Regions from separate parts of the Homo sapiens genome. Here region 1 is linked to region 2. The links are chromatin contacts, found by Hi-C or POLR2A ChIA-PET in ENCODE. All regions are on one chromosome and are shown on one strand. The core of a region is the stretch at or near the end of the contact, and the rest is flanking DNA. Distances in the headings are between cores, read along the strand shown. Region 1 overlaps CPE (carboxypeptidase E). Region 2 holds the start of CPE (carboxypeptidase E).

Region 1 (4,545 bases), core at 1,298-3,797, 62 kb before region 2:
ATAGGATGTTGGAATAGGGAGATGAGAAGGAGAGGAGACAGAGAAGAAAGAGAAGAAAAAGGAGAAGCTACTCAGCAAATGCCATTTGCCCTATGCTGTGCTGTGGCTTCTACAAAGGAGAAATCTCCAATGGCTACTGCCTGCCCCTTCGCATGATTCCCAGGGAACCCTCAAAAATGATCCAAACCCCAAGAGATGCCCGTGTTTTTGTAGTTAGGCCCTTTTAATGGGTCCTTGCTGGGTTCCCTCAACTATTCATTACACAAGTGTTTATTGAAAGTCTACTATGTGCCAGACCCTGGGATTGCAGTGAAAAACAGGGTAAGCTTAGACCTTACTTTCATGAAATCTAAAGTCTCCTAGATCATGGGTTCTGAATTCTGGGACAGCTGCAGCACTGTAAATTTTCACTGTTCTTCCTCAAGGTAATATAGGGATTCTCATAGTGCTCTGACTTAATGGCACAGAATCAGAACTAGGAACGCATGAAAGGTTGGCTCAATTCCATTTTCACCAGAAAATAAAAGGATTGTTTTATATAAGGTCTGCCTGTTCCTACACCATTACTCTCCAGTAGAACTTTCTGCAGTGGTGGCAATTTTCTCTCTCTGTACTGTCCCGGGAAATAACATTTGAGCACTTGAAATGTGGCTAGTGCAACTGAGGAACTGGATTTTTATTTATTCTTAATTTTAATTAATTTAAATTTAAATAGCTATATGTGGGTAGCATATTGAACAGCACAGATCAACCTCTGATGTTTTGATGTTTATGGGGCCTTGTTATAATCTGGAAACTGAATTTAGCACTTTTGTATGAACTTCCTGTATGTTGAGTTTATTCCCATCTCAAGAAGATAAGTTTGAGGAATATCAGAAGGAAATATGGAAGTAGTACTGTGGATACACTAGCACGAGCTGCTGTATATTTTTGGTATAAAAACTCAATGTTTTGCTAGGCTGGGTACAGTGGTTCATGCCTGTAATCCCAACACTTTGAGAGGCTGAGGCAGGAGGATCACTTGAACCGAGGAGTTCAAGACTAGCCTGGGCAACATCGCAAGACTCTGTCTGTACAAAAGAATTACAAAATTAGCTGGGCATGGTAGCATCCACCTGTAGTCCCAGCTACTCAGGAGGCCAAGGTGGGAGGATTGCTTGAGCCCAGAAGTTCAAGGCTGCAGTCAGCCATGATCACACTCCTGCACTCCAGCCTGGGTGACAGAGCTAGACCCTGTCTCAAAAAAAAAAAAACAAAAAAAAAACAAAAAAAAAAAACAAACTCACCGTCTTGCTGTAGGAAGAAACTTTAACTGGAAAAATTTGAAAAGGTTTTGACAAACCCAAAAAGTTATTTAAATAGCAAGAATTTACAAAAAGAACGCTACCTTTCATACAAAATATGAATGCATTCCTACTTCCTCTACCAGCCAAAAAGATAATCAGTCATGATTAGAAGCATTTACCAAAGTCATTTTGACTATATCTGCATTCACAATCTAGAGTAGCAGCAATTGGGCTGGAGCAACAGTGGTCATTTTCATTTGGTCAAAATATGCATAAGTCCTCAACCATAATTCATGCCCTCTATCTTGCTTAGGATGAAAGTTGAACTCAACATTTTGACTCAACTCAGAGCCAAAGGAAAATTTCTTAAAGATCTGTAAAAAGAAAACCCAAATAGGACATAACAAATAATTAGGCGTAATTGGAACCAGGATCTCGTGGAAAATGCCCACCCTGAAAGTTATAATGACTGGTTCTAGAATGCTACTTGTAAAATAAGGTTAGCGAGTCTATGAAGCTGGCTTGAGAGAGCCCCCAAAACCCCAGTACCACAGTGGTCTGCTCCAGAGACAGGCCGTGATGGAAATTCAAATGATGGCTCCACTCTGTAGCAAATGGAGTCACTGGGACGTACTATGTCACAGGAAAGCCAAGGTCCACCAAGTGCTATTAATCTGGCCTGTTAAGGAGTTCAGGATCTATAGGAGCCACTTCCTCAAATTGCTTCATTCTCCAGATACTCTGGGTTTCTTTATGCTATTTGAGCCATTGAAAACACTTTCACTGTTCATCAGATTAACAATCAAATCAAGATTCTTGAGAGTGAACGGGGTCTCGACGATTAATTCTGCCAGGGAAACAGTCATAAATGGGGCCATCCTGAGCAAACCCAAACATGTGGTCACCCCCTGGGAATACTGCTGTAAAGGTCCAGGTGTGCAGTCAAGATCTAACTCAGCACCTGCACGTCTCCGACTTTGCCTCCCTTTGGATGTGCCTTTGTACTGATGCATTTGCCACCCAGTGACATCTGCATTTCCATTGATGCAATAGCGTTTTTATACTTTCATTATTGAGATTAGATTGTCAGAGCTGAATTTTTAAGATTCATACCACACCGGCATTTGCTAATGCTGCACATGAAAGAAGGAGCACACCAGCCTCTCTGGCAACCAACAAGTTCCAGGTCTCGGAGGCAGTTTTCAAGTGCTAATTAGTTAGTGTCTATCAAGGACTCAGAAGTCACTGAGGACAACCCCTCAAGGCAAATATTTCCAAATCGGTGACATAGGGGCAGAGGTGGTATTTTCTGACTCACTCCTTGGAATTCTCCCAGCAATGATGCTAATGTTTATATAGGGCTACAGGAACTCAGTTGGGAAGGTACGAGGAAAAAATCCCACAAAGTGGATAAGACTTAAAGTACCTAAATTATTATAGAAGTTTGCTCTTGTTTATTTCCATGGTGTGCATATGAATCATGAAATCAGTGGCATTTTTCCAAATCCTGCACACCAGACCACTGTTCCAGAAACCACAGCTTGTGTGTGTGGGGGGGGGTGGGGTTGTGAGAGCAGCAGCAGCAGCTAAGGGGATTCTGAAACTTATCTTTGATTAATTTCTCTGCAAATGAATACTTTGGTACACTTCCATATTGCCAACATCTATATTACAAGGGGCTCAGTTCAAACTGATCTAACTTCTAGATAAGTAAAGAGCCAAAGTTATTTTCTATAATAATGAAGATGAACTTTAAAACCACCATTCTTCCTGCCTCCCACTGATATATCCCTGGCAGAAGAACATTAGGAGTTTTTCTGGTTAAAGCCTTCACAGCAGGAGCGGCATGTTGGGAACCTAGAAAGGATACACAGAGAGTAAAAACAGAAAAACACACACACATGCACAATGTTTATAGTAGGAAAAACTGAAGAAGGCAAGAAAGGCTGATATGGATATCTAATGCAAAGCTATGTAACAATATAATTGCACTATGCAAATGATGATCTTTGAGCTAAGGTATTAAAAGCTAAACAAAAAATTATAGAAAACAGAGAAATAAACTTCATAAACAAGGGAATTGCATTTTGTTCATTTAATGGGCTCACGAGCTGATCTGGGGAGTGCTTTAGCCCTCTCATCATGCTATCGGTTCCTTGATTGCCTCAACATGATTTTATCCAGAATGTTGACATTTGCTCTATTTGTTGTAAACTGCTCCCCTCTTCCAATCAGTCTGCTGCCCCTATCTTTTATATATAGAAATGTCTAGCAGCAACCGTAAATATATATTTTCTCATTAGTATCAATATAATTCTTTGATTAGAAGTCTCTCTGGATTTTTTGTAAGAGGAAGAAATGTAACATGAACCTCCTGTCACACTGAGAACTGAGATATAAGTTTGAAAGTAAAGTAAATCTTCAAAGTGACATGAGTCACATTAAAAAAAAAAAAGCTTCAGCCGACTTCTGCCACAACACATTGTTCCTTTTATGTGGAGAAATTGGCAATAGAGAACACAGATGGCTCTTCCATGAATAATTTATTTCTAACAATTTAACTAGGAAATGAATTTCTGTTGACTTATAAATCAGAATGACCAACAATAAAGACACAGTCTACTCTCCTTTCACAGTTAATTCTATTCCCCCTCCCCACCATCTTCTTCTACCTTATCCATTTCTCTTTCACGTGATCTTTTTGCTGCCTTACTAAAATTTTAAAGTTGGCTCAACCCAAGGCCACCTTTTGGGAATTATTAGACAACTGCTTTTTACGTTGTTATTCTTGTTTTGCTATTGTTCTTGTTAACATTGGTTTGGTTGGTTGGTTGGTCGGTTTTTCAAACATGATGCTAGATTATTTATCCAAAAGCATCTTCAATGAACAAGGCAAATGAAGTGTTTCTCATTATTCCCTTTTTTCTAAGTCAGAATTATAAGAGACAGAATCTCTGAAGGTTTAAGCTTCTTCCTGACTGAAAATCAGACACCTTTGGAAACACTTACTCTTTTAAAACACCAGGACAGATATGAAGCTTTGCACCAAATCTGCATTTCTACTGGCCTGCCCAATATTAAAGGGGCCAGCCTTAGAACTAGAGGTGAACTATGCATCTCTACCTCTGATTTTTGCCATCCGTGCACATCCTTTGCGCAAGCACTCTTGAAACTCTACTACAAACTCTACAGTCCATGAGTGCCAAGAAATCCAAAATCAGTCCATATAAAGTATTGCCCCAGTCAAAGAAGCTGGCAT
Region 2 (4,634 bases), core at 1,794-4,293:
TATGCTGTTCTTCAAGCTCCCAATTCTCTATTGCCCTCAGGGCAAGCGACTATCTTCTGTGTTATCTTCTATGGGTTGTGCAGAGGCACAACTCACAGACGCCTGGTCCACCTTGAGTATACAGGTGCTCAAAAAAAACACTGAATGAGCCCACTTGTACCTCAGAATAAGTATTCCTTTTTACTTCTTAAAATAGTTTAACCTAAAAGAAACTGAAAGGCCATTTAAGAATGGTGAACATTTTCCTTTTTCCAAACTTCCTTAAAGTTAATTCACACAAGCACCATCAAACTTGTATACTGATCAGATCTCTATATTTACTAGTTTCCTGAAGATCTCTAACCTCCTTGACGCTCATAAAAGGTGATGGAGGGGGATATCACCTTGTACTTTTGTTAGTGTTGGTTTATAATAGTTTATTTCTACTTTTAAAAATATAAGGGACACAGACATTTTGTATTCTATTAGTAATACCATAGACTTAGAGTCTCCTTCATTTAAAAAGGAATTGTAAAGTACATATTGTACAACACTTCCGAGTTTGTCTCTGTAAGAGGAATTCAATCAACGTATTTTGAATGTATGAAGAATAAAACATTTTATTTTAATACACTGTGTTATGCAGCTATTGATGGATTCATTTTTTCCACACTGCATATTCAGTATTTTTCCATAATGTAGATTATTTCATAATGTATATTCAAGCCCGCTGTGTGCCAAACATGAGCTGGGTGCTGGAATCAGGGTCCCCACTTCATACAGCTTGCAATCTAAAAGAAGGATTTGCAAACCTTGATGAACTATATATTCCAGATACTTAAGCAAAGAAATCATTGTTTTCATTTTCTAAAGCATATCACATTCTAACTGTAATATCACTTTAAAATTTTATTTCCAAATTTGAAACAACAAAAAGTTAAACATTAGCTTTCATATAATCTCTTGAAGTAACAACGCAAAAAACTCTGGGATCAATCTACAAAATAGAGTAACAAAGGGTTCTCATTAAGTAAGCAGCAGGAGACTCACAAATACTTACATTAGCTTTAACTGTGCCTAGGATATCTTGGCTTTGGTTATTGGATTTAGCTGAAAATCAGTTATCACATTTTAAATTTTTCCCTGTCTTCAGATAACAGTATGAAACTAAGTTTCAAAATGTCCAATCCTACATGCTGAATCCTGGTAGATAAGAGTAGTTAATATTAAATGTTTTCTAGGATCTGATCTTAGAATTTTGACAGCAAACTTACATGAACCTTTTTTTCTTATATTATTTGAAGGTAAGAAATATTTCCTGAAGATTTATTCTTGATCAACCCACCTACTATATATTTGAAGATCAAAATGTCTATTGATCACTTATTTTAATCTCTTCTCAGTTTGGTTCTTACGTATCATTATAAAACTATACTGGCCCTGCACTGAGAATTTTTAGCCTACTTTTCTTGCTTGCTTTGTCATTAAACAAAAATTAAGCATCCATCCCATGCTGATATTATTAGCACAGATTACTTTAGCTGTACCTTGATTATCAGAAGACCAGGCCCAAATTATTTCCTAAGCAGAAACATAACGAAAAAAGTCCCAAGAACATTTTTAAATACCTCTTTATTAATACTAAATGCATCACAATTAACATAAACCAAAAGGTGCTTTAATATACTCCTAGGAAAGACGAATACAGATGGTTATTTGGGAACATCAGTTGGAATAAAGACCCCATCACAAACTATTCATCTCAAATGGTTATAGCAGAGAAAATGGAATACTCCTTTTTCCTTGGAAAGGCCTTGTGCAGTTTCAAAATCTGGTTTCAAAAGTCAGAAACCACTTTTCACCCTGGTAGGAGGAGGGGCACCAACGTATCTTTATACACCACCACCCCAGATTGGCAATATCCCTAAGATTCCCCAAGCATCCACAGCAGCGAGTGTACCTAATACGTATACACACACAGGTAGAGATGGGTACACAGAGCCAATAAACTGGTCCTCTGGAAATTAGAGAAAACATGATAAATGACTCTTTCTCCCTCGTTCTCCTTTCCTCTCAATCACTGCCTTCTGCACCTTATCTTTCTACTCTTGTCAGCAAGGAAGACCAACCCCCCTTGCGGGGGACTCGCAATCATTCCTTTGGGTTTTTCACACAGCAAAGTGAGAGCGACCGCTGGGGTTGCGTGCGTCAGGATTTGTTTTTTCTGTATTGCTATCCCCCCCATCCCCCGCCACCCCAGCCTCCCAAGCCTATACTTACTAGAGGGTGGCCTAAGGTCTGGGGAGATGGGATTGGTGCTGGGGGGATGGGACGGGAAAGCAGAAATTGGGCCACTGGCGCTCTAAGTCGGGTTCTTCCCCATTTCCATCCCTCCCTCCACTTCCCACCTTCCACCTTAGATACCTTTTACCAAGAGGCACCCCTGGGCCCATCCCTCCCTCCTTCCCCCACCGCCACCAGTCCCACCCTCTGCCGCCCCCCTCCGGGATGCCCCCAGGGCTGTCAGGGGGCAGCGCCCTTACCAGGCTCATGGACGCCAGGGTTGTCGGACAGCTCGATGACCAGGAGCTCCCGGCCCTCGAAGCTGCGCCCCACCGTGTAAATCCTGCTGATGGCGGTGCACTGCAGCCACACGGACACGAGCGCCTCGCGCAGCTCGGGGTAGCGGTGGTACTCGAAGGAGATGCCGTCCTCTTGCTGCAGCCGCCGGCGCCGCCTCATGCCCGCCGCGGGCGCCCCGGGCTCCTGGGCTTCGGCGCCCAGGAGCCACCCGCAGGCAGCCAGTGCCCCGCACAGAGCCAGCAGCGCGCTGCCCCCTCGCCCGGCCATCGCTGCGCTCCGCCGCCGCCGGCCGTGCCTTCCTACGCGGGCGGCCTCTTTTGTCTGCCCGGCCCTGGGCTTAGCCCGCCGGCGCTGCTGGGGGCGGCAAGTTCCGCACCAGCCTCTACTCGCCTCACCTTCCCCGGCTGAATGAGTGTCAGCCCGCGCACTGGGGCCACCCAGAGGAGACGGGCAAAGCCGCGGCTCCACGGGCTGCACTACTGGCCGCGGAGCCCAGGGGAGCTGCAGGAGAAACCACTGCGAGGAGGGGGCCGGCGGAGAGACGGGCCGGCGTGGATCTGGGAGGGCTGCTGGCGTTATTTGCTGGCTCGGAACCACGTCAACAGCCAAATGGCGTCCGGGACGACGCAGGTGAAATGACAGCTAAGGTCCGGGGTTCGGGAACGTTACTGTCATTGAGACACCCATGACCCACCCACGTCACTGCGTATGGAAAAAATATTCTTGTATTGTTAGTGGAGCCTTTTAAAGGGACATCTATTCCAAGCCTACCAGTTTCCATCTTGATCCACCAAGAATTAGAGAATATTCCAGAAAAAAGGAAGTACTGGCAGCCACTTGCCATCTCCTGATGCGTCTTTCATAATTGTATCAAGAGTCAAAACACAAACCCAAGGGTTGGGTTTTCATTTATTAGAAGGTCTTGCTGGAAATCAGAACATTAAGTGCTTTGATTTAGAGGTTTAAGAGAATAGAAATGCTTTCTTCCAATTTGTAGATACTGTCCTTAATTGTATTTATGCACATTCCTAGATTCTTCCAGAAAACAAACAGACAAAATAAATAAGGCAATGTCATATGGCTGTGCCTGCACCAGCCCTCCTCTTTAATACTATGGGGAAAATAAGTACAACTCTGCTGATGCTTTAGACAAAGGATTTAGTTTGGCATTAAGATTAAATCCTGTTAAGAAAACTCTGATGATGACATGACACCTCCGTTCCTTTTGCAAAGCTATTGTAAAAATAAAAAATCATTTACAGCTTTAAATATCCACCCCTTAGTCGGGATTTATATTCCTGGAGCAATGTCTGGAGCAGATGTTACTCTAAAGAGGCTGCTGTTTGGATTCAGGGACAGCACAAATCTAAATTAATAAATAATCCATTGGGTATTGCAACCGAGCAGGAAAAGTGGACACCATGCGGGTAATTTTCCATGTTAAGCTTCTTTGTTTTTCTAAACTTGTTCATTCTTCACCTGTTTAACAATGCATTGCACATAATAAAAACTTTTACGTGGAAAAGGAGTTAGATATTTAAGTCATCTTATTGGATCAATAAATAAAAGCACAGACATGGTTGGTAAGGTGCTGCTGGAGGGGCTGGCTTTAAACACCCCTATGTACATATACTACAGCAGCATGGATCTTCTTTTTTTTTTTTTTTTTTTTTTTGCGTTTTCGGGGAGAAACTGTCACTGTAAACACATGGCACTCAAGTTGAATTGATGTGGATCCAGCCATTTTTTTTTTTGTCAATGTAGGCAGAGCTAAAAATTGTATATTTTCCACTATGACCAGTCTGTGCTTGATTACATGGTCCAGAAGTTTGAAATCAAACTTATAATTATATTTCTAAAACCATGCCCAAAACAGCAACCTTGGAAGCCTAGAAAAAAAAATTGAGTAGCTAAAACCAAATAACTTCAGAAGTAGGAGGTTAAGATTTTCATGTTAGCAATTTAGAGTAACCACACTAATTTGTGGCTAGGTGGGGCATACTGACTAGTAACTACACACATAAACAACATATTTTTCATTGAAGTCCTGTGTTGTTCCTTAGCTGTCTCTT

Evidence for each region. Hi-C counts contacts between places; a loop is a spot of excess contacts on that map. ChIA-PET counts read pairs that join two places held with the same protein, here RNA polymerase II (POLR2A). Pooled maps may share reads with other maps.
Region 1: a map of CD8-positive, alpha-beta T cell shows a loop between it and region 2 (2.2-fold over the local background). The contact joins the enhancer-like site here to the promoter of CPE in region 2. A Hi-C loop is called at or near these places in 4 of 168 maps with a recorded cell type or tissue (CD8-positive, alpha-beta T cell, Caco-2, PC-3 and 1 more), 1 of 37 single-sample maps with no recorded cell type and 1 of 50 pooled maps. POLR2A ChIA-PET finds 5 or more read pairs at or near these places in 5 of 52 experiments (HepG2, MCF 10A, OCI-LY7 and 2 more).

The regions. Positions count from the first base shown.
Region 1 is chr4:165,438,756-165,443,300 of GRCh38, reverse strand. The region is part of intron 1 of CPE (carboxypeptidase E); the gene reads right to left. Among named protein-coding and RNA genes, the nearest start is that of MIR578, 55 kb to the right of the region's middle. Within about 2 kb of position 2,547, at least 3 of the 41 ENCODE cell types and tissues checked have a DNase peak (open chromatin) inside an H3K27ac peak, as active enhancers do; they include PC-3, where a contact is called at or near this core.
Region 2 is chr4:165,377,417-165,382,050 of GRCh38, reverse strand. CPE (carboxypeptidase E) reads right to left here and starts at 3,043. Exons shown (of 9, transcript NM_001873.4): 1 at 2,523-3,043. The coding sequence starts at 2,829. RefSeq lists an enhancer at 727-1,271 and a silencer at 2,751-3,010.